Regions from separate parts of the Homo sapiens genome. Here region 2 is linked to region 1. The links are chromatin loops, found by intact Hi-C in ENCODE. Cell type or tissue: heart left ventricle. All regions are shown on one strand. Links, peaks and the distances in the headings refer to the core of each region. The heading gives the core; the rest is flanking DNA. Region 1 overlaps LOC124903571 (serine-aspartate repeat-containing protein I-like). Region 2 overlaps REC114 (REC114 meiotic recombination protein).

What was found. Hi-C counts contacts between places; a loop is a spot of excess contacts. Peaks named below come from ENCODE experiments on the same cell type or tissue, not always from the same donor. Only the 100,000 strongest peaks of a DNase experiment are listed, where the experiment ranks them.
Region 2: a loop joins it to region 1, with 3 times the contacts of the local background. A loop is called at or near these places in 9 of 110 quality-filtered maps.

Annotation. Positions count from the first base shown.
Region 1 is chr15:73,387,188-73,404,376 of GRCh38, forward strand. The region is part of intron 2 of LOC124903571 (serine-aspartate repeat-containing protein I-like); the gene reads left to right. Among named protein-coding and RNA genes, the nearest start is that of HCN4, 27 kb to the left of the region's middle. In heart left ventricle, for the core only: no CTCF peak of the experiment used is centred there; DNase peaks (open chromatin) are centred at 7,774 and 10,348.
Region 2 is chr15:73,514,133-73,522,132 of GRCh38, forward strand. All of the region lies in intron 2 of REC114 (REC114 meiotic recombination protein), which reads left to right. Among named protein-coding and RNA genes, the nearest start is that of NPTN-IT1, 51 kb to the right of the region's middle. In heart left ventricle, for the core only: no CTCF peak of the experiment used is centred there; a DNase peak (open chromatin) is centred at 3,499; H3K27ac peaks cover 2,352 bases.

The DNA.
Region 1 (17,189 bases), core at 3,782-11,781:
ATTCCCCACCTGGGGCTCTGTAGACCACCTTTGAGCTGGCGACTTCAATCCAGATGGCATCGGTTACACTTTCGCCCTTCTCTTGACTCTGCACACAACTATCCTCAGCCCATCTGTACCCAAGGCCAAATGGGAGAGATGAAGGTGTAAACCAAAAGTGACTGAGACAGGTTTCCATCGAGTAAAGGTTTATTTAGCCAAGGTTAAGGACAGGCCATGCGGGCTGTAGGTAGAGGGTGGGAGGGAAGGTAGGGAAATTCAAGCCACAGGAGCATCTGTGACCCATGCTTTTTCCAAAGGGAGTTTTTGGGAACTTTCATATTTAAAGGGGGAAGAGCAAACAGGAGGGAAAAAAGAGGGAGTGAGGGTAGGCCGTGAGGCAGATGATTACGGTCTTGTGAGGCTCTGATTCACCCCAGTAAATCTACATTTTACATGTGAAAGAGAGCAGAAGAAAAAGTCAATGATGCTTTATCCTGCGCTGAGTAAATCTGCATTTGACATAAGAGAAAGTAAACATGTGAAAGGAGGGAGCAGAGGAAATGAGGCTCTGACAGGGTTGTGAAATCACTGCTGCCTGTTTGGGAACAAAAGGAAAGCAGTTCTTGTGTGACTCAGTTCCCCAGCTTAACTTCCCCTTTGGCATACAGAGTTTGGGGTCTTGAGATCTATTTTCTTTCACAAGGGTTTAGGAAGGCTGAAATAAGCAAGGGGTTCTCAGAAGGAATGGACTACGGTGGCTACAGCTGTGATTCCGGTTATGTGCCTGTCAAGGTCACCGCGCTGCACAAAACTGTGGTTTTTCCACCCTCTGGTGGGAAGAGGGGCAAGGACACTGCCAGCCAGTAGGGAAAGGCGCAAATCAGACCAGAACCCAGCATCTAGAGGGAAGGCCTTACAGCTCTAGCCAGAGTCCTTGATGAGTCCTAGACAGCATCCACCCAGGGGGCACGGTCAGCTCGCTCATCCTGGCCGGGGCTAGTGGCCCATCCTGAGTGTCACTGAGAGGGGCCCATGATACCTCCCACCTATATTTGGTGGATGTGTGCAAGGGGGTCGCTGAGGGGTGTGGACAGGTCTCCACTGGAGGGTGCGGAAGGGGCTGAGCACTAGCCCTTTCGGCTCTTTCCAGATCCCTGAATCAGATATCACCACCTGCCCCATGGGAAGCCTGTTAGCCAGCCGGATCTCTCTGCTTAGCACACAGGGCTGTCTCTCTCCCAGGAGCAAGGCCTTTGCCAAACAGCAGGAGGGGTGAGATGGGGCAGGTGAAGAGGGAGGGGCCTCCCCTGGCCCACCCCCATGCCTACGTGAAGATTCTCTAAGTGAAGCGCCATCCCTGGTACCTACCACTCTCTTGAAGATTCCCACAATGATGGTGAAGGAAACGCAGTTTATCTCTGACTCATAACAGGCATTCCATAAATATTTGTTGAATGAACAAGTAAGTGAGTGAAGTAATTAATTGATTTTGTGGGCACATGGCTAGATAAGGAGACAGACTCTTTTTAGACGAGGGACATATAGATAAAAATACCCATGGTGCCTGGCCATGAGTAAAAGAAAGGCTAAGTTGCCAAGGTTTGTTGACTATGAGTCAAAATTTTTATGTATTAATCATGATACTTTAAAAAGTCTTACATTGAGGCCGGGTGTGGTGGCTCACGCCTGCAATCCCAGCATTTTGGGAGGCAGAGGTGGGCTGATCACCTGAGGTCAGGAGTTCAAGACCAGCCTGGCCAACATGGTGAAACCCTGTCTCTACTAAAAATACAAAAATTAGTTGGGTGTGGTGGCATACACCTGTAATCCCAGCTACTTGGGAGGCTGAGGCAGGGGAATTGCTTGAACCTGGGAGGCAGACATTGCAGCGAGCCAGGATTGTGCCACTGCACTCTAGCCTGGGAGACAGAGCAAGACTCTGTCTCAAAAAAATAAAATAAAAAATAAATAAAATTTTAAAAATAAAATTAAAATAAAAAGGCTTATATTGGGACTAGAACCACAGAGTATCAAGTCCAACCAAGTCCAAGTTTCAGATAAGAAAACAGGCCTGGAAGGAGAAGGGAGTGTCCAAAGCCACAGCTGGTAGAATTTAAGCAAACTGCAGGCCTCTTGCTTCCCGGTCCTGCAGGGGTCTTGTGCCTCATGCTACTTCTGCAATGCAGCTGGGGGCCTTTTCCCCAGGTGCAGGGTGTATGTGATCAGTTTTCCTTATAAATAAATATTGGTTGGGCATCTACTGGATGCAATGTACCTATTATATGCCAAGCAAGTTGCTAGATACTGGTGGTAGAATGGTGGACCAGATATTAACTTGACAGGAAAGGAGATGGGCGATTAATCTGGCAATTTCAATAAGGAAAGTACACCCAGCTTTGGGAGCCCAAAAAAGGAATGCCTAGCCCAGACCTAGGGTGAAGGGTCAGGTGGGAGAAGCTTGAGGTGGAGAGCAGACATTCCACACAGGAGCCTTTCCAGGGGCATTCCCTCACCCTGCTCCCCCAACCCCCGCATTCCTGGCTGATCTGTCTCCTACTTGCCTGGGAGTGCCTGGCTCCAGAGTCCCAGGCACTGCAGATAAGAGTCACACCTCAGAGGCCAAGGGGACAAATATGCAGGACAGGCTGCTCAGATAGAGGGAGCCTCAGGAAGGGGTCAGGCTCCAGAGGGAGGCCCTGGGAAGGAAAAGCTCTTCGGGGGGATGTGGTGGGATGGTATGAACTCAAAGGCAGAGGCCTGACCTGCAGGCCCCTCTCAGCAGGCCCTTCCCAGCCCTGTTGAGTTTTGCTCTTCAACCATGAATCTCAGTCTTATTTGGAGGCCAAAGCTTCTCTAGGAGAAGGAGACCCCTCATCTTTCTGGTCTCCTTTCCACCTCCCTCCTCCCATCTGCCGATGGGACAACTTCATAGACAACTCACCCCTCTTGCCTCATCAGCCCATCCTGAGTCATTTCTTTCATCCCTCTTCATTGGATGGCTCCTGAAACTCAATCTCTTCCAGAGAAGTGTGGAGGCAGAGTCAGAAGTGGAGAGAGAGAGAAACAACCATGATCCTCCTCCTCTCCATCATCCTAGTCCTAGTAGTTGGGCTAACATAGACAGGAGCCTATGTATCGGTCAGAAACCCTGCAGGAAATGGAAGCAGGAGAGCTGTGAGTTAGCATGTTGCTGAGGGGCAAAGTCCTAAGAGAAAGAGGGCAAAGAAACTCCATCTCCTTCCCCACTGGATGTGCTGGTTAAAATCATCAGCTAAGGTAGGTCTGGCTTCTCTGAGATTTCATTGCTACTCCTGATTGGCCTGAGGCAGCCCCTGGGCACTTTTCATGCTTCTTGATGAGGAGTTCTTAACTGGGCTACTGGGGTTCCATGCATGGCTCCAGGAGGTCTCTGGAGCCCCCAAACTTGTATGCAATACACTGCATATTTGCACGTGTCCTTGTTTCTAGAAGGCTCACAGGTTCCATCGGATTCCCAAAGGTGTCCATGACACATAAACGGTACAGAACCCCTCATCCAGGTCTTTGGAGGAAGACACACCTCCTGCTCACCTGCCCTCTCCCGAAAGGCTCCCCTCCCCTCCTCTGGGTTTCTTCCACTCTTGTGCTTCTGTAGACAGCCTGTTCCCAGAGCCAACTGGGGCCATGTGCTTCTCTGCTCACCTGGACACAGCACCACGCCTCTATCGACTGCCCTATTTAGGAGCTGCTGAGCTGACAGCAGAAACCAGGACTGCATTTGCCCCCTCCAGAGGCATCTAGGCTTTGAGGAAGGGTGTGGGCGAAGAGCCTCTGAATCTCTGGACTTAAGGAGCAGGAGTTCTGGAGTCAAAAAGACTTGCACTTCACCCTGGATCTGTGCCACCTTGACAATTTAATGAACCTCCCTGAGATTCTGTTTCCTCATCTATAAAATGGGGTGAATGCCTCCCCACAGGGGTGTTTTGAGGATTGAGGTAATGGCTATAAAATGCCAGGCACTCAATAAATATTAGCTGTTATCTGGCATAATTGGACCCAGAAATTTTCTCTCCAGTGTCCCTGGCTGGAGGTTGTCCAGCTCTTTCTGGGAGCTGCCACCTCCCAAGGCAACCCAGCCCCATTTGGACAGCTCCCACTGTGAGAAACTTCTTACGTCAGTTGGGAACTCTGAGTTGAAGTGACAGAAATTCAACTCACTGGCTCACCAAAATAGGGAATGTATTGGGCCAAGAAATTGGGAAGGGTAGCAGCAGAAGTGACCTCAAGGACTCTGGAGACCTAAACAATGTTGTCAGGACTTTTCTTCTCTCTCCCTGAAACTCTTGGCTCTGTTTCTCCGTGTGATTGGCACAAAGTCACCAACAATTCCCAGCATATCTCATCCCAGCTTGGAGAACCAGAAGATAGAGAATCTTTCTCCCAGTGATCACACATACATTCTCAGGGAGGATTGAGAGAGGCCAGGCGTGGATCACATGCCCATCTCTGAGCCAATTACCATGGACAGGGCCATGGGCGCTTATGACTGGCCAGGTGTTGTCCCACGACCTGAGGCTAGGAGATCGTATACACTGAGTGGTAGCCACGTTGAAACCATATGGAGTGTGGGAGGGTAGGTTCCCCAAAGAAAGGAATGCTGTTTCTAGAAGCCTGGGCAAACAAAACAAGTGGTTGTTCACTGCTCTTTTTCAAATTCAGTCCAGCACCAGTCCTGGCTCTGTCCTTCTGGCCTACACAGGACAAAATATGAAGAGTCATTGTAACCTCCTCAGTCTTCATTTCTCCAAGCTAAGTTCTTCCCTCTCTCTGAATACAATGGGTTTCCAGTGCCCCCTCCCCAGACTCCTGGGCAGAAGGCAGCAGTCTGGTTGGAAGTTGGAATGGGGACTGGATTTGAGAATTATCAACTGAAATGCTGATGAAAATGATGGGGGGCTCTAGTATGCCTTGGAGGCAGCCACTGATCTGGTGTTTCCTTTAGCCACCAGGGGAGTTGACTTGGGAGGAAGGAGAAGTGGTGGTGAGTGGGAGGAAGAGAAGGGGAAAGAGGAGGAAGGAGAGAAGAGAGAAGAGTGGGAGGAGCAGGGAGGCAGACGAAGAGGGAGAAATAGGAGTTAATGAGAGGAATGGGAAGAAAGCTTCAGCTCTCAGGCTGGGAAGCACAATCAATACATCAAAAGGTGCCCAGTGTGGGCCGGGCACAGTGGCTCAAGCCTGTAATCCCAGTACTTTGGGAGGCCAAGGTGGGCAGATCACTTGAAGTCAGGAGTTTGAGACCAGCCTGGCCAATATGGTGAAACCCTGTCTCTACTAAAAATATAAAAATTAGCCGCGCATGGTGGCATACGCCTGTAATCCCAGCTACTCAGGAGCCTGAGGCAGGAGAATTGCTTGAACCTGGGAGGTGGAAATTGCAGTGAGCCAAGATTGCACCACTGCACTCCAGCCTGGGCAACAAGAGCAAGACTCCGAGAAAGAAAGAAAAGAAAGAAAGAAAGGAAGGAAGGAAGGAAGGAAGGAAGGAAGGAAGGAAGGAAGGAAGGAAGGAAGGAAGAGAAAGAAAGAAAGAAAGAAAGAGAAAGAAAGAAAGAAAAAGGAAGGAAGGAAGGAGAGAAAGAAGAGAGAGAGAGAAGGGAGGGAGGGAAGGAAGGAAGGAAAGAAGGAAGGAAGGAAGGAGGGAAGGAAGATGCAGACTATGTGCAGAAGGAGCTCGCGGCTGGGAACCATGCCCCAGGTGATCAGGGCAGGTGTGTTAGTTTGTTTCCACTGCTACAACAAACTACTACAGACTAGGCAGCTTATAAACAACAGAAGTTCATACCTCACAGTTCTGGGGGCTGGAAAGTGCAAGATCAGGGTGCCACCATGGTCAAGTTCTGGCGAGAGCTCTTTTCCAGTTTGCAGACTGCCAACGTCTAGCTGTGTCCTCACCTGGCAGGAGAGGCAGGCAAGCTCCCTAGGGCCTCTTCTATAAGGACACCAGTCCCAATCACTAAGCCTCTGCCCTCATGACCTAATCACCTCCCAAAGCCTCACCCTAATACTATCGCAATGGGGATTCAGTTTCATCTTATGAATTTTGAAGGACAAACAGTCAGACTATAGCAGCAGGCTTCCTGGAAGAGGGAGCTTGAAGGAAGAAGAGGAGTGCAAAGCTAGAGCCTGGCTCTGGGAACCCACAGCAGGAAGCATAGGAGCATCTCTGATGGCCCAGCTGGAGAGTCGGGGGCAGGCTGGCAAGAGAAGGGGCTTCTGCCTCCCTCCCTCCATTCTTCCTTTCCCAATTGGGCTGCTCTGCAGAGGTCACCCCTAGGCTAATGAGGAATCTTCCTGAAGTTTAAAACCAATTAAGCAACAAATGGTTTCTGATTAGTTATTTCTCTTGATGTGAATTTTAATGAACAGCTTCCTCTCCCCGCCCTACCTTCCAAGCACCCTGGGAGCTAGCCAGCTTTGGGTCTGCCTTGAAGAGCCCTCAGGGGTGTCTCAGAAGGCTGGGAGAGGAAGGGGAGAGGGACTGGGATGGGGGGGATGGTGAGCAGGTTTGCACAGCACAGCAAACCCTACCAGTCAGCCTGCATTTCCCTTGACATTGCAGGGTGCCGCTTGTCCCTGAGGCAGGGGCTGTCTCGAGGGGAATGAGGAGCAGGGAGAGGACAGAAAGCAAGTGGAACAGAGAGATGGTGACAGCGACTAGGTGACAGCCTAGTCAAACAGGCTGAAGTAGAAAGTATAAAAAGTTCACCCAGGACAAAAGCTAGAAGAGCTGGAGGAAGCCCAAGCTGCAGGGAGGCACAGAGGTGGGACCAGGGCTACAGGGGAAGGCAGAGTGGTGCAGTAAGCAGAACCAAGTTCTATGGGGATGTGCTGTGGGGCTCTCAGTGGATGGGCCCCCCACTCTGGTGCTCATCCTTCCACGAATGCTGAGATGGTGGTTATCATTGGCCTTCCTCTAGGGACACTTATGACCCTTCCATGAGATGACGCAAGGGAAAGGACACTGGGAGTAGGGTAATGAGTGTGGGGGAGATGGCAGGGCACTGTCTTCTCCACCCCTCAACAGGAGACTCCCCGCACAACAGCTGTTGGACCTTATTCAGTTACACCCCTGTCTCATTCCACGGGCAGCAAACGGGGGCCAGAGTCCTCAGCTGTGTCTCCATTGCGGACAGGAGGGCCAGCTGCACAGTCACAGGGTCCAGCTCTCTCTACCCTAAAATGAGCATCCTCTAGGATCCTTGCCCAGGACTGAGACACCCCTCGGGAGTAGCTGAGACCCAGAAGTGCTGCTCGGAAGCTTTGTGGAATCTTGCTGATCAGCCCTGCACTCCTGACCACTCCTTCCAGCTGAGCAGAAAAGCTTTCTTGAAAGGAGAATGAAGTCCAGATCTCTGCTGGAAGAAGGAAAGAGGGTGGGGGAAGCACCTTGTAGGAACTGCTGACAAAGAAATAAGGATGGATTTTTCTGCAGGTTCCTCTTCACTGTTCCCCTCCTCTCCCCCTCCTCCCCAGTCCCTCTACCTCCCACCTTTTCTTCCCTCCCTAATCCATGTTGGCTCTGAGGGACATCTGGCAGAAGGTTTCTGGAATGATCTGACTAGGCTCTGGACTTCCAGGAAAAGCCCAGTGGTTCTTATAGTGATTCCCTCAGGGTCAGAGGAAAGGCAACATTTCTGGCCCAGGCATCTGAGTGATGACAAATTGAGAGCAGCCACCTCTAAACCCAACCTCTTTGGCTTCTGTTTTGGGTACCAGGAGCCAGCCTGGCCCAAAAGATTGGCTCCTGACCAGGGCTCTGCAGCCCAGAACTGGGGCCAGCTGCTCCAGGCCTGAGCCTCCCCCACACTTGGCCTCATGTCACCATCAGGCACCTGGGCCCCTCTGGTTGGCTTGACTGCCCCAGCTTTCTGGAACATGCTGGCTGTGTCTTCCTCATGGAGCAGTGACAGATGACAGATTGGACTGATTAGGTCTCTTGGTGGCAAGGGACAGAACCCAATTATGGGTACAAAAAAGAACTTTATTGGTAGATAATAGTAGTACCAGGTTGTCCTTTTTGAGGAGCCGGCCAGAGTCAGGTATGGGGTACTGGCAAACACATCCCAACTAGAAGAAGGGTTGAACAGTCAATCTAGGGAAGAGCAGGGCTGCTGCTGGATCCCAGGAACATCTGAACTCAAGACTTTTTTTTTTTTCTTTTGAGACGGAGTCTCGCTCTATTGCCCAGGCTGGAGTGCAGTGGCATGATTTCGGCTCACTGCAAACTCCGCCTCTCGGATTCCAGTGATTCTCCTGCCTCAGTCTCCCTAGTAGCTTGGATTACAGACATGTGCCACCACACCTAGCTAATTTTTGTATTTTCAGTAGAGACGGGGTTTCACCATATTGGCCAGGCTGTTCTCAAACTCCTGACCTCAAGTGATCTACCCGCCTAGGCCTCCAAAAATGCTGGGATTATAGGCATGAGCCACCACGCCCAGCTGAGCTCCAGTCTTGAATGTTGCCAGGAACCTGTCTTCTTCCTTCCGCCTATATCCCTTGTCTCTGCTCCTCTCTGACTGTAGATCAGCTTCAGATGCCTCCTGAGCCTCATCCCTCACAGCTTCAGTTCCTAATGAGAAATGGACTCATCTCAGTAGCAGCTCAAAAAAATCCCAGGGAGGAAGTCAATGGGTTCAGCTTGGGTAGAGGCCCTGCCCCTGGATCAGTCCATGATTAACTGAGGATAGAGTAAAATGGCTCTTTCCACGGGAACCCTGTAGGTGGAAAGGAGGAAGAAGCAGCTTACTAGAAGAAAGGGGCCTCTCCCCAGAATTTGAGAGGAGGGCTGGAGAGACAAATCAGTAAGCCTCTATTTCATCTGCTGTCTCACCAAGAGGACTGTGGGACTTTTTTTGCAAGTCCCGCTAGAGAAGCTTTGTGAGTGTGACTCTCATCATCTCTGGCTCTCAAGGGGGCACACTGCTAGATGTATTTCTTTCCCTCATCCCCAGCTCCCCGCCGGCCAATCCTGACCCAGAGACTGTTCTCATTTGTCACCCCAGACTCTGGCCCTGGTGACCCACACCTGCCATCTTGTCCTGCATTCTCTCTCTCTTTTTTTTTTTTTTTTTTTTTTTTTTTGAGATGGAATTTTGCTCTTGTCGCCCAGGCTGGAGCGCAATGGTGCAATCTCAGCTCACTGCAACCTCCGCCTCCTGGGTTCAAGTGATTCTCCTGCCTCAGCCTCCGGAGTAGCTGGGATTACAGGTACGCACCACCATGTCCAGCTAATTTCTGTATTTTTGATAGAGACAGGGTTTCACCATGTTGGCCAGGCTGGTCTTGAATTCCAGACTTCAGGTGATCCGCCTGCCTCGGCCTCCCAAAGTGCTGGTATTACAGGCGTGAGCCACCATGCCTGGCCTCGTCCTGCATTCTCTTGTCTTGGTCAGCTTTACTTAGTGGTTGAAATAGAGCCCAAAGATAAGATCCCAGGATTTGGAGTCAGGTGTCCCTGGGCTTAAAAGTGCCACCATTTATGACCTGTCTGAGATCCTGTTTCTTCACTTGTAAAACGGAAAAGAGTACCTAACCGACAGGGTTGTAATGAGGGTTAAAAGAGACGGGTGGCCGGACGCAGTGGCTCATGCCTGTAATCCCAGCAGTTTGGGAGGCCAAGGTGGGCCGATCACTTGAGGCTGGAAGTTTGAGACCAGCCTGGCCAACAAAGTGAAACCCCGTCTCTACTAAAAATACAAAAACTAGCCTGGCGTGGTGGGGCGTGCCTGTAATCCCATCTACTCGGGAGGCAGAGGCACGAGAATCACTTGAACCTGGGAGGTGGAGGTTGCAATGAGCTGCGATCGTACCCATTGCACTCCAGCCTGGGCAACAAAGCAAGACTCCATCTCAAAAAAAAGAGAGAGAGAGATGGGGAATATAAGCTCTTGGCACATAGTAGGCACTCAATAAATGGCAGCCTGAAAAATTCCTCATCAAAACATATAGAGTCTCCACGGCTCCTTTGTCAAACAGCAAGATCCCTGTATTTGAGCAGGAGCTATTTGTAGCAGGTGGGGGAAGGGCGGTGAGGATCGTCTTCCTGCTGCAGGCTGAAGGAGAAAACCTCAGTCTCCCCTCCCCAGCTAAGCTCACATATATACCTTTTGGCCAACTCTGGGGAGCTGTCTGTTTTCTGGGAAAATGTCTCCGTGGCTTCAGGGAAAAGGTCAGCTACACTGGAGTGCATCACAAGAGCAGAGTGGAGAGGGAGATGAAGACCCTGCAAGGGACCCTGGACATATCTATCCTGGGGAAACTCCAGCTTCTAAATGTTTCAGGCCGTAGGGAAAACCCAGACACTGGGTCCCTCAGGGCCACGGTCTGCATCTGTGCCCAAATCAGCCTTGTGTATCTGCACAGGCTGTCCTTCCTGAGGAGCTGGCTGTGACTGGTACAGGATATTGGCAAACACATGTCAGCTTTACTCCCCCTTGTTTGGGTCGGCAACCCTGAGCTGCAGGCTGGTGGGCCTAGCAGTGATAGGGAGGGGCAGGGGAAAAATAGGGAACAAGGACAACCCAAGATACAGGTACATGCATGCAAGCACCCTCAGACACACACCAGCCGGCCCTGTGTGTAGAGGGAAACAGATGGCCAGGATCAGAAGCCCTACCTGAGGCCTCCCAGATGTTTAATAATAGTAATCGAGCCTGCATTTACAAAGCACTTACCATGGGCCAGGCACTGGGATAACCTCTTCCAGTTCATTATTTCGTTAAATCCTTTCCAGAATCCCTGGAAGTGGGCAGTAGTACCCCTGTTTTACACATGAGGGACTGGAAGCCCAAAGAGTTAAGTAACTTGCTAAAGACCACATCATCTGATTTCAAAGCCCTGTCATCCTGCTGCCCACATGGGTACTACAACAGACCCAGTTTTCCTACGAAGACATTCACAGAGGACAGAAGATTCTCCAGGCAAATGCACTGGTTCTTGCAGGCAGGCCTGGAGTGGCCCAGTGTTAGAATCTCCTGGGGAAGTTGCTGAAAGTGCAACTTCCTGGGTTCCACTCCCCCTTCAGGCACCCTTTCTTCTCCATACTGATTCAATGGGGTTGAGGGCCTAGGAATATGCATTTTAACAAGCTGCCTATCTCCCATGAAAATAGCTTCCCGCCCCATTATTAAAAATATATACTGTCTGTAATCCCAGCACTTTGGGAGACCGAGGCGGGGTGGATCATGAGGTCAGGAGATCGAGACCATCCTGGCTAACAAGGTGAAACCCCGTCTCTACTAAAAATACAAAAAATTAGCCGGGCGTGGTGGCGGGCTTATATACTGTCTGGGCATGGTGGCTCACGCCTGTAATCCCAGCACTTTGAGAGGCCAAGGTGGGTGGATCACCTGAGGCCAGGAGTTCAAGACCAGCCTGGCCAACATGGCGAAACCCCGTCTCTACTAAAAATACAAAAATTAGCCAGGCATGGTGGCTCATGCCTGTAGTCCCAGTTACTCAGTAGACTGAGGCAGGAGAATTGCTCAAACCCGGGAGGTGGAGGTTGCAGTGAGCTGAGATCGCGCCATTGCACTCCAGCCTGGACAACAGAGCAAGACTCCGTGAAAAAACCAAACCAAACCAAACCAAACCAAAACAAAAAACATATATATACTGTTTATCGTAAGATCTTTGACTCCCAATTGCTACACATGGGGCTCAGGTGCAAATCTACATTTTTCATATATTTGTGGGAAAGAACTAGGTTCACTAACGTTGGAAATGTCTGCTCAGGATTTTGAACACATGGCCTGGCCCGGAATGCAGTTGCTGGGCTTCCCCAGGTCAGTGTCAGTCCCAGGGATCTGCACAGAGGAAGCTGGGAACTCCACAGTCTGGAGTGTGGGAGGAGGGTGCATCCCCTCCAGCTTTCTCCTGGCTCCCTAGGCTCCTGCAACCCCTATCGACTCAGCCTCACAAGCAGGGGTGGAGGAGGCAGCAAGCACTGCTTGGAGTAGGCAACTCTACCAGGCCTTCTCCGTCCACAGGAGAATGCATCAATAACTTCTGCAAAAGCCTCTTTCCTCTGCCCAGGACCCTCTCTCTTGGAAGCCTGGGACCATCCTTGGTTCCCTACTTCCTAAGCTCCTCCCACACCATTCTGCCAGACTTGTAAAGCTCCTCTTCCAAGAATGTCCTCCCCTGGGTAATTGGACCCACAGGCCATTGACATTTAAAGAAATGTTCCTGACCTTTTCAGCAGTTCCATAAAATCGCAAAATAGGTCTCTAAATATTACTGCAGACTCCTACTTGCCCAGACCCTGGCAGAGACTCATTTTCCCGGCTAACTCAGGAATAAGAGAAAAATAGCAATATTGCTAGCAAAAAGAGGGCTATTCTCAAACATCTTTTGGTAATCATTCCGTTATAGATGGCTGTTATCTGCATCAGGACTCCACCATCACCACCCACCACCACCATTACACATTTCGCCATCATCACCTTAATTACTTGATTATATAAAATGTGCAGGATTTGTGCTCTTAAATCTTCACAGTGCAAAAAGTCTACTTGCGTTTTAGCTATTTGATCCAGCTATGTGAGAACGTTTATCTTCTTCTCCCCTTCCTCCATTGGTGTGGGACCAGATGGAACAATGGATATAGAAGGACCAAAGGCTATGGAGAGAGACATAAGAGAAGACAGAACTCTGGGAGGAGGGGCAGTGAATGTGTAAAGAGACATTCTGAGAAATTTGAAAATAGATTAGATATTAGATCAGGACTATCCCTTGCATTAACAGAGCTTGGGTTAAGAGTAGAAATTTACATTTTCCTCCCACATGTTTCCCAAAACAGCCTTATCACTTAAAACAGGAGTTGGGCAAACTCCACTCTGCAGGCCAAATGCAGCCTTTGGCTTTTTGTACGACTCTTGAGCTAAAAATGTTTTCACTTTTTTTTTTTTTTTTTGAGATGGAGTCTTGCTCTGTTGCCCAGGCTGGAGTGGAGTGGTGCAATCTCGGCTCACTGCAACCTCCACCTTCCAGGTTCAAGCAATTCTCCCTGCCTCAGCCTCCTAAGTAGCTGGGATTACAGGCACACGCTACCATACTCAGCTAATTTTTGTATTTTTAGTAGAGACGGGTTTTTGCCATGTTGGCCAGGCTGGTCTCAAACTCCTGACCTCGGGTGATTCACCTGCCTTGGCCTCCCAAAGTGCTAGGATTACAGGCGTGAGCCACTGCACCCGGCCCACTTTTTTAAAATATACAATTCAGTGGTTTTCAGAATATTCACAGAATTGTGCAACCATCACCACAATCTAATCCTGGAACACTTTTCATCACCCCAAAATGAAACATGACCCATTAGCAATCACTTCCCATTCTCCTAGCCCCCAGTCCCTCAAAACCACAAATCTACTTTCTGTCTCTATGAATTTGCTTTTTCTCGACATTTCATATAAATAAAATCATATAATATATGACCTGTTATATCCAAATTTTTTTACTTAGCATAATGTTTTCAAGGTTATTCATGTTGTAGCATATACTATATATAAGTAATATTTCATTGTATGGCTATATGTGTAGTACTTTCTGATAACACTCTGGCACCAAATGTGTTTTTTTTCACTGACACCAAATACCTGCTGTTTTTCCACACCAACAACCAATTCTCCAGCATGACTCTGTGTCCTACAATTCAATTCAGTTCTAACACTAACTATCCAGAGTTAGCACAGACCCCACAGGTTAAGGGCTCAGTCCCACAAGAGTGCTCCCACTTCAGGTGTCAGCCATAAATGGGGTTCCAAGGCTACTAACACTTCTGTCCGTCTGACTCCAAATTCGTGACCCCACCCCCACCCCGACCCTCAGGTTCAGTAATTCTCTAGAATAACTCACAGAACTCAGGAAAGTGCTTTACTTACAATTATTGGTGTATTATAAAGGATACAAATGAATAGCCAAATGGAAGAGATGCGTAGGGCAAGGGATGTGGGGTGGGGCACAGAGCTTCCATGCCCTCCTTGGACACACCACCCTCCAGAAGCTCGTTGTTCAAGAGTTTTTATAACTCAATCTCCAGCTCCCCTGCTCTTCCTGGAGATAGGGAAGGGGGTTAGGGGAGGGCATTGAAAGTTCCCATCCTCTAATCACATGTTGGGTCTTTCTGATGACCAGCATCCTGAAGCTATCAAGGGGCTCCACCATGAGTCACCCCATTAACAAAACTAAAATGTATGCCAGCGCTGGGCGCGGTGGCTCACACCTATAATCCCAGCACTTTGGGAGGCCAAGGTGGGTGGATTACCTGAGGTTAGGAATTCGAGACTAGCCTGGCCAACGTGGTGAAGCCCCGTCTCTAATAAAAATACAAAAATTAGCCTGGCGTGGTGGCACATGCCTGTAATCCCAGCTACCCGGGAGGCTGAGGCAGGAGAATCGCTCGAACCTGGAAGGTGGAGGTTGCAGTGAGCTGAGATCAGCTGTTGCACTCCAGCCTGGGTGACAGAGCGAGACTCTGTCTCAAAAATAAATAAATAAATAAAAATGTATGCCAGGCCCCGTGGTGTGCACCTGTAGTCCCAGCTACTTGGGAGGCCTCATGAGGCAGGAAGATTGCTTGAGTCCAGTTTGAAACCAGCCCCAGCCAAAATAGCAAAACACCATCTCAATGCCCCCACCCAAAACAAAACACAAAAAAACCTCAGGTGTAGTCAAAGGGGCTTGAAATGAATAACTAGATGCTCCTATCACTCAGGAAACTCCCAGAGTTTCAGGAGCTCTGGGCCAGGAACTGCAGACAAAGATCAAATACATTTTTTATTATACCACAATGTACCACATTTTGTTTATCCACTCATCAGTTGGTGGACATTTAGGTTGTTTCTACTTTAGGGCTATTACGAATAATGCTGCTATGAATATACATGTACAGGTTTTTGTGTGAACACATGTTCTTAATTCTCTTGGGTGTATACCTAGGCGTGGAATTGCTGGGTCGTGGGTTTCACCATGTGATGAACCGCCAAGCTTTTTTTTCAAAGAGGCTGTACCTTCTATATTCCCACCAGCAATGTGTGATGCTTTCAATTTCTCCACATCCTTGCTAACACTTGTTATTGTCTGTCTTTCTTACTTTAACCATCCTAGTGGCTATGAAGTGGTATCTCATTGTGGTTGGTATTAACATTTTTAAAGGATTGTAAAAACAAACAAACACACAAAAAAATATAGCACAGAGACTGTATGCCATACATGGTCTGCAAAACCTCAAATATTTACTACGTGGACCCTTACAGAAAATGTTTGAAATATTCTTAATTACCCATTGAATTAAAAGGCAAAATACAAATAATAAGGAATGATTATCAAAAGTTTAAATCCAAATTATTTGACTAAAGCTGAAATTTTTACTTTTAAAAAATTTAATTACATCTTAAGTATTTTTATTAAAAATAATCACAATGTTAGCATTTATTGTCTATCTTTTTTTTTTTTGAAACAGTGTCTCACTCTGTCACCCAAGTTGGAGCGTAGTGGCATGATCTCGGCTCACTGCAACCTTCGCCTCCTGGGTTCAAGCGATTCCCCTGCCTCAGCCTCCCAAGTAGCTGGGATTACAGGCGTGTGCCACCACACCTGACTAAATTTTGTATTTTTAGTAGAGACAGGGTTTTACCATGTTGGCCAGGCTGGTCTTGAACTTCTGACCTCAGGTGATCCACCGGCCTTGGCCTCCCAAAGTGCTGGGATTACAGGCATGAGCCACAGCACCCGGCCTCATTTATTGTCTATCTAATTGCTAATGTAAAGAATCAGCATTATACTTCAGGGACAGGACATCTAGATCTAGCAGATACAAATTTAAAAGTAGTATGAATTGTTTACTTTTGCAAAATGTTCCTCAGTTACCATATACAGCTATTGCAAATTTTTTGCTAATTCACTAGTGTGCCCAGAACTCTGAACTAGAATATGAAGAGAAGCAAGGAAATGGTCTCTTGGCACTACTGAGGCAGACATTTATCATGCAAGAATGTACTGCATTCACATCACACTCTCTAAGAGGAATGATTTGACAAGTTAATTAATTTGTCTTTCTCTGCTTAAGTGCTTCTGCTGCTAAAATCCACAGGCTCCCAGAAGTGGACCCATCTCTAACCTCAAAAACTGCCCAGCTCTGATGCTTACTCAGTATTTGGAGGCAGGCACCTCTTACTCAGAGGCTGGTGGGGCATTGGGGGAACAAGAGCATTTCCCAGAGGCCTGAATGGTGTGAGTCACAAGAGTAGATGTTAGGCTATGGGTCATTTGTGCTAGGGCTGTATGCTTAATCCAGGGTGATAGAGGTACCCACATATTCTTTAATACTTATGTATTTATTTATTTATTTGTTGGTGTTAGAAATATGTAAGAACCTTGGCCAGGTGTGATGGCGCACCCCTATAGTCCCAGCTACTCAGCAGGCTAAGGTGGGAGAATTGCTTGAGCTTCAGGAGTTCGAGACCAGCCTGGGTGACATAGCAAAACCCTGTCTCTAAAATATATTTATATTATTTATTTATATATATAAATGTATATAAATATATATATTATATATTATATAAATATATTTTATAATATATAATATAAATATATTTTATATTATATATATAATATATATAAAATATAAAATATACATATATATATATGAACCTCTAAAGAATGGGGTCTGGCCCAGGTCTAAGAGTAATACTGTATTACTGTGTTGGTAAGATGTTGAGGGATTACTCTTTATTTTGTTAGATGTGATAATAGTGTTATGGTAATTTTATTTTATTTCGAGACAGAGTTTTGCTCTTGTTTCCCAGGCTAGAGTGCAATGGCACGATCTCGGTTCACCACAACCTCTGCCTCCCGGGTTCAAGTGATTCTCCTGCCTCAGCCTCCTGAGTAGCTGGGATTACAGGCATGCACCACCATGCCCAGCTAATTTTGTATTTTTAGTAGAGATGGGGTTTCTCCACGTTGGTCAAGCTGATCTCGCACTCCCGACCTCAGGTCATCCGTCCGCCTTGACCTCCCAAAGTGTTGGGATTACAGGCGTGAGCCACCGCGCCCGGCCCGGTAATTGGAAAAAGTCATCTGTTAACACTGAAGTATTTATGAATGAAATAAAATGACATCTGGGATTGGCTTTACAATACTGCAGACAAAAAAGGAAAACATCAGGA
Region 2 (8,000 bases), core at 1-8,000, 120 kb after region 1:
ATATAGTCTCGTGGTGCGCCGTTTTTTAAGCCGGTCTGAAAAGCGCAATATTCGGGTGGGAGTGACCCGATTTTCCAGGTGCGTCCGTCACCCCTTTCTTTGACTCGGAAAGGGAACTCCCTGACCCCTTGCGCTTCCCAGGTGAGGCAATGCCGCGCCCTGCTTCGGCTCGCGCACGGTGCGCGCACCCACTGGCCTGCGCCCACTGTCTGGCACTCCCTAGTGAGATGAACCCGGTACCTCAGATGGAAATGCAGAAATCACCCGTCTTCTGCGTCGCTCACGCTGGGAGCTGTAGACCGGAGCTGTTCCTATTCGGCCATCTTGGCTCCTCCCCCGCCACAGCACAGTTTCTAACCTTTGACCCAATTCTATTTCTCCAAATCTGTCTTAAGATAATTTAAGATACAAAAAAAAGTATACATTTAAAAATGTCTGTCACAATGTTATTCCTAATAGGGATAAAGTGGAAGTATTCATAATGGGCAACATTAAAGTAATGGTTTTTACAAATCGTTGGTTCTATATGATAGGCATTAAAAATTATAATCCTAACAAAAAGGTAGCAGTTTGAAAAAAACGCTTGTGCTAAAATAATGTTAAGACAGCAAAATTCAGAATATAAGTATACTTTAATAACAATGATAAAATATAAAGAAAGACTAGAAGAAAATACTTTAAAAGGAGAAAACAGGAAGGTATATTTATCTGCTGTAATTGGCATAAGTTTAAGTACAGTGGCTAAGACTCCTTTCTCAAAAGTGCTCTAATGGGCACTACTGCCTTTAACACTCTGATTTTTTTTTTTTTTTTTTTTGAGACAAGGTCTCACTCTGTTGCCCTGTTGCCCAGGCTGGAGTGCAGTGATGCCATCATGGCTTACTGCAGCCTCAACCTCCTGTACTCAAGTGATCCTCCTGCCTCACCTTACAGAGTAGCTGAGACTATAGGCATGCACCACAATGCCTGGCTAATGTTTTGTAGAGATTGGGTGTCTCTCTGTTGCCCAGGCTAGTCTCAAACTCCTGCATCAAGCAACCCTCCCACCTTGGCCTCCCAAAGTGCTGGGATTACAGGCATGAGCCACCATGCCTAGCCAGATTTCTTTTTCTTTAGATATATTTAATACATCCAAATAACTTATTGTATTATCTTTTATCTTTTGGTAGGAGTCTGGGAGATTTCTCCAACAGAACAATCATATGATTATTTTTAAAATAAAAATGTTTACATATTCCAGCAAACATAATATCCATATTCTTACGGGTTGCTGCAGTTATTGTATTGGTGATGTTGCTTACAAATTTTCAAGGTATTTTGGCAGACAACTCTTGTGGGCTTTTAGGGCCTGAATTGTGTCTCTGCCCATATTCATATGTTGAAGCCCTAGCCCACAAAGTGATGGTGTTTGGAAGTGGGGGCCTTTGGGAGGTAATTAGGTTTAGGTGAAGTCATGAGAGTGGAGCCTGTGATGAGATTAGTGCTTTTATAAGAACAGGAAGAGAGAGAAATCTCTCTCCCTTCTCTTGGTGCATGCACTGAAGAAAGGCCATGTGTGAGCACACAGCAAGAAGGCAGCTGTCTACAAGCCAGGAAGCAAGCCGTCACCAGACACTGAACCTGCCAGTATCCTGATCTCAGAACTCCCAGCTTCCAGAAATGTGAGAAATGAAATATCTGTTGTTTAAGCCACCCTGTCTCTGGTATTTGTTATGGCAGCTTCAACTGACTAAGATATGGGCTAACTTTTATGAATATAGGATGTGTTGAAGGCACATGATAGCTACTTTTATATTTTGCGCATAATCCATTTTACTAACAAGGAACTGAACATGAAGGCCAGTCTCTAGCTTTTTCTTTTTTTTTTTTTGGAGACAGAGTTTTGCTCTTGTCACCCAGGCTGGAGTGCAATGGCACAATCTCGGCTCACTGCAACCTCCGCCTCCCAGGTTCAAGTGATTCTCCTGCCACAGCCCCCCAATAGCTAGGATTACAAGCACCTGCCACCAGGCCCAGCTAATTTTTGTATTTTTAGTAGAGACAGGGTTTCACCATGTTAGCCAGGCTAGTCTCGAACTCCTGACCTCAGGTGATCTGCCCGCCTCGGCCTCCCAAAGTGCTGGAATTATAAGTGTGAGCCACCTTGCCTGGCCTCTAGCTTTTAACTATTAATAAAATTAAGGTTCTGATTGTTAGTGTTCTAAGCATCTGGGGGTTTTAGAAAGATACTCGCCACCAGCCTGAAAATAACCCACCAAGAACTTTTATGATCTTCAAAAGTCTAGAACAAGAGAAACAAATTTCACACAGAGTTAAATGGTAAAAATCAAAGCCAAGGTATGGAAAGATCTCCCAAGGAGATAAGATTGCTCCCAGGCTGAGTCCTGAGAAGTAAATTGAGATAAGTCTGCAGAACCTTGGAGGTTGTATTGATGAATGCGGTACTCCATGCTATGAAGTAAGACAGCATTCTGGGCCAAGTCTTACTCAAAGAGAGGTGCTATAAAGCTATAAATAATTTTTATACTCTTGTTACCCAGGCTGAAGTGCAATGAAGCAGTCTCGGCTCCCTGCAACCTCTGCCTCCTGGGTTCAAGCAATTCTCCCGCCTCAGCCTCCCGAGTAGCTGAGATTACAGGCTCCTGCCACCATGCCAGGCCTATTTTTTATTTTTAGTAGAGATGGGGTTTTACCATGTTGGCCAGGCTGGTCTTGAACTCCTGATCGGAGGTGATCTGCTGGCCTTGGCCTCCCAAAGTGCTGGGATTACAGGCATGAGCCACTGTGTCCAGCCATGTAAAGGATTTTTATATGCTCCAAAGTTGGAGTATTTTGTAAAACACTCCATCGATTTCATTCATCCCAAAATGTGTACTGGGGAAGGTGAGGAGGGAGTTGAGAGAACCTCACTAGGACACAGGCTTGTTCTGTGTCCACAGACCCCTGTCTTAAGAGGTTTCAGGTCCTAGAATGTCTTTATGATTTCTTGGCTGTTTATGATCTTCAAGTCTTTTATTTAGCAATTAGGTATGCAAGTGTTTATATACTTCACCCTTCCCACTTCTTTGTAGGTCATATAAAAGATTTAGTCTTTAGCTTGAGAGAAATAGGAAGCTATTGAAGAATTCTAAGCAAGGGAGTGACAGAGTCAGTTACGTTTTTACATAAAAAAGGTATCTCTCAAACAAAGAAAAAAAATTTTTTTAAAAGGTATCTCTCACAGTGTTGTGGAGAAGAGGAAGAGTGGGCAAGAAGATACATGAAGCCTACTTAGGAGGCTGTTTTAGTAAATAAAGAAGATGACAGCTTGGACTACAATGGAATAGATTTATTTAAAAGATATTTAAGAGCAAAAACCAATCGGACTTAGTGGTGTTTTAGAAGTGAGGGGGGGAAAGAGAAGTGAAGGAAAACTTTGAAGTTTCTGGTTTATGCAACTCAACTGAAGGTAGCCTCATTTACTGAAGTTAGGGACTTTAGAGACGAGCCAGGCCTGGCAGCAGGCATGTGTGATGACCACCGCCCTGGTGTCAGACAGTTTGAATTGGAGGTGTTTTTGAGACACTCAAGCAGGGATGTCAGTTCCACTTGTCCTCATTTACTATTTAACAATTAGCCCTTCTGGTTCTTTGAAGGTCAGAGAAGGCTGTGCTAGAGATATGATTTGGGACTCACAGATATTTAAATAGCAATTGAAACTGTGGATCTGGTGACCATAGCCTGGGGGAGGGTAAAAGAATGAACAAGGGAAAGAGGAGGTTGAAGAGAATAAGATCAGAGTAGGCAAAGAAGGAACTGCCACATGTAGGAGGAAAACTAGGAAAGGGTGTGATCATAAAAGCCAAGACAAATGTTTCACAAAGGAAGCAGTGGTTAACTATGTTGAATATTGCCGATGCTGATAAAACATTTAGATAAAAAACCAATTTGTTAATTGCTATGTTAAATGAGGAGATGTGGAGTTTTTAAAATGGCATAGCAATTAGATAGGGAAATTTGGATAATGAGCAGTTAAAGAAATGAATTACGTTTGCTATTATACTTCTTAAGCTGAGTATTAAACTCTTTGTGTTGCAAATAACAGAAACCCAACTCAGGTTCTTTTAAACAAAGTAAATAACTTATTCCTTCATGGATTTGAAATATCCAGGATAGGAGTGGCCTCCAGCACAACTGAGTCAGGGGCTTAACCAATATTGTTAGCTGTGTCTCTCCCTGTCTCTGCCTCTGCCTCTCAGCTCCGTTTTCCTCTGGAAGGATCTCTCTGGTGGTTCCTGGCCACATCAGGCTTTTCTGATCCTTACAATAAATAACCCTAATGGAAAGAGAGCTCCTCCTTCCTAGTTCTAGCAGGAGTCCCAGGATTTACTTAAATTTTACTAATTTAAATCACATCCTTTTTCATAACCTAATTACTTTGGTCAGAAGTAATTAGATATGCTGACAGGCCAGGCCTGAATCACCTGCTCACCCCTGGAGGTGGGCCAGGTGAAAAGTAGCCTTGTCTGAATCACATGGGCTCTGAATAGGGGGAGGGGTGATCTCCCAAAGGAAAACCGAAGAATGCATGCTGGGGATACAAAAACAACAGACAGCTATTTTAGCGGTAAAAAGAAGCCTTTGGCCCAATACATTTGAATAACTGCTTCTGCAATATACTTTATAGGTAATCTTTTGACCTAAAGGATGAATGGATGTATTTGTTGTTATAACTTTAAAAGAGCTACAGGGTCTGATTTTTAAGACTAAAGAAAGGTTGTAATTATTTTTGCTGCATGTGCTGCTACCGTGGGGCTGAATACTAACTAATCTTAAAGACACATTGAGGCCAAAACAAGCCCATGAAAAATGTTCAGCATCAGTAATCATTAGAGAAATGCAGATCAAAACCACAATGAATTATCACCTCACACCCATTAGGATGGCTGCTATAAAACAACAAACAAGCGAAACAGAAAGTAACAAGTGTTGGTGCTATGGTCTGAATGTTTGTGTCCCCCTAAAATTCATATGTTGAAACCTAATCCTCAATGGAATAGTATTATAAGCATTACATAGTATTAAGCACCCTTAAGAGGTGATTAGGTCTTGAGGCCTCTGTCTTCATGAATGGGATTAATGCCCTTATAAAAGAGACCCCAGAGAGCTAGCTAGCCCCTTCCACCATGTAAGGACACGATGAGAAAATGTCATCTTTCAACCAGAGAGCAAGCCCTCATCAGACACTGAATCTGCCAGCACCTTGATCTTGGACTTCCCAGCCTTCAGAACTGTGAGCAATAAATTTCCACTGTTCATAAACCACCAGTGTATGACACTTTTATTATAGCAGCTAGAATGGACTAAGACAGTTGGCAAGGATGTAAAGAAACTGGAACCCTTATACACTGTTGATGGGATTGTGAAATGGTGCAACCTCTCTGAAAAACACTATGGCATTTCCTCAAATAATTAAAAATAGAACTACTATCTGATTCAGCAATCCCACTTCTGCATCTATATCCAAAAGAAGGAAAGCAGGGTCTCAAAGAGATATTCGTACACTCATATTCATCGCAGATTATTCACAGTAGGCAAAAGGTAGAAGCAACTCAAGTGTCCATCAGTGGGTGAATGAGTAAACAAAATGTGGTATTTACGTATAATGGAATATTATTTATCCTTACAAAGCAAGGCTGTCCTGTCATGCTACATAGATGAGCCTTGAGGACATTACGCTAAGTGAAATAAGCCAGTCTCAAAATGACAAATACTGTATGATTCCTCTTATATGAGATGTCTAAAGTAGCGAAACTCATAGAAACAGAGTAGAACAGTCATACTAGGGGCTGGGGGAAAGGAAAAATGGACAGTTGTTATTTGATGGGTATAGAATATTAGTTTTTTTTGCAAGATGAAAAAGTTCTGGAGATCTGTCGTATAACACTGTGAATGCATATATAATATCACTGAACTGTACAGTTAAATATGGTAAAGATAGTTTTATATGTGTATCTTACCACAATTTAAAAAAATTCATGACACATTGACTGATTCAACAAATTACATAAATAGATGGTCCTTATGGACTAATTGTATCTCTTTTTTTTTTCGTTTTGGGTTTTTTGTTTGTTTGTTTGTTTTGAGATGATCCCTGTAGCCCAGGCTGGAGTGCAGTGGCACAGTCTTGGCTCACTGCAACCTCTGCCTCCCGGGTTTAAGCAATTCTCTGCCTCAGCCTCCTAAGTAGCTGGGATTACAGGCGTGTGCCACCACACCCGGCTAATTTTTGCATTTTTAGCAGAGACGGGGTTTCACCATGTTGGCCAGGCTGGTCTTGAACTCCTGACCTTGTGATCCACCCACCTTGGCCCCCAAAGTGTTGGGATTACAGGTGTGAGCCACTGTGCCTGGCCTATTGTATTTCTTAATAAGGATTGGTGCACGTATCCAAAGGCAAGGGGTTTTCAGGGGTTGAATTTGTTAGAAGATGTACCTAGCACCCCATCACGAACCTCCCTGCCCCATTTTGCCCTGGATATGCCTCTGAACTATGTGGTTGTTGTACTTTGCAGTGGTATTAATAGATTTGTATGATTAACCTTATTTTTCCTGGTTCTCTTTTAAATAGTCCATTTGTGTTATCAGTAACTATCTTTTAAAAGAGTATTTCTAAATCTTTCTAGGAGTTTGCAACTCATTATATTTGTTTATTAGAAATTAACCCACACTTTCTTTTGCCATAGATGGGATTGCTGTTCTTCATTTTTTCATTAATTCATCAAACAGACATGCCTATTGAATGTCATTCTTGAGATACAGAGGTTTGTGACATAGACTTTGCTCTCAGGAATCTCACAGACAAGGCAGATATGATTCACAAGACAGGGTAGGAAGTGCTGTGACAAAGGTGTGCACAAGATGTTACAGGGACATAGAGGATGAGTATCTCTTTCAGGATGGGCCAGAGTATAAAGAAAGTCTTAGCAGAGGTAATGACTGGGTTAAACTTTATTTTAGCATTAAAAATACTTAAGAAACGGACAAATCCACAATCCTGGTGAGAGACTTCAACACACCCCTCTCAATAGCAAATAGAAGAGCAGAGAAAAATCAGTAAAGATGTAGAAGATGAAACAAAACAACAACTGACATACTGAACACTGTACCTAGAATGACAGAATTCACATTATTTTCAAGTACACATAGTATACATACCAAAATTGAATAATTGTTGGCCTAAGCTATGCTTGAGGAAATTCTGTAGTTGTACAAGCATATTAGAAAAGATGTAAGAGTGAAAATCAAGGATTTAAACTTCTATCTCAGATTGAAAAAGAACAGTAAATCAAACCTAAGGAAAATAGAAGAAATAAAGAAGAGAAATAAGTGAATTAGAAAGCAAATGTATAACAAAAAAAATCAAGAAAGCCCAAAATTGGTACTATGGAAAGATTAGTAAAATTGATGAACCCTTACAAAGACTAATTTCTTGAAATAGAGAAGATATAATATTAGGAATGAAAAGGGGGATATCACTGTAGAGCCTACAAACATTAAAAGAAGGTATTTTTATCATCTTTATATCATGTATTTGATTGGATGAAATGCACAAATTTCTTGAAAAATACAACTTACCAAAGCTAACAGAAGAAAGAATAGAAAATCTAAGTAGTAAAATGTATATTAAGGAAACTTGTTTCTGTTATTTAAAACCTTTCCACAAAGAAAACTGTAGGCCCATGTAACTTGTCTGGTGAATTCCTTCAGATGTTTAAGGAAGAACTCAGATTTTTCTAGATAATAGAAAAAGGGAATAGTTCCTAACTCAAATTGAACACATAAAATGAACAGTACATTACAATGAATTGGGTTTCTTTAAAGTATGCTAGGGTAGCTTAATGTTTAAAAATCAATGTGTTTCACCACATTGACAGGAAGTAGAAAAAGTAGATGATCATTTTGATATGAATTTTTAGCTTAGCAGAAAAGGCCCTTTTCAAAGAATCTGCCTGTCCTCC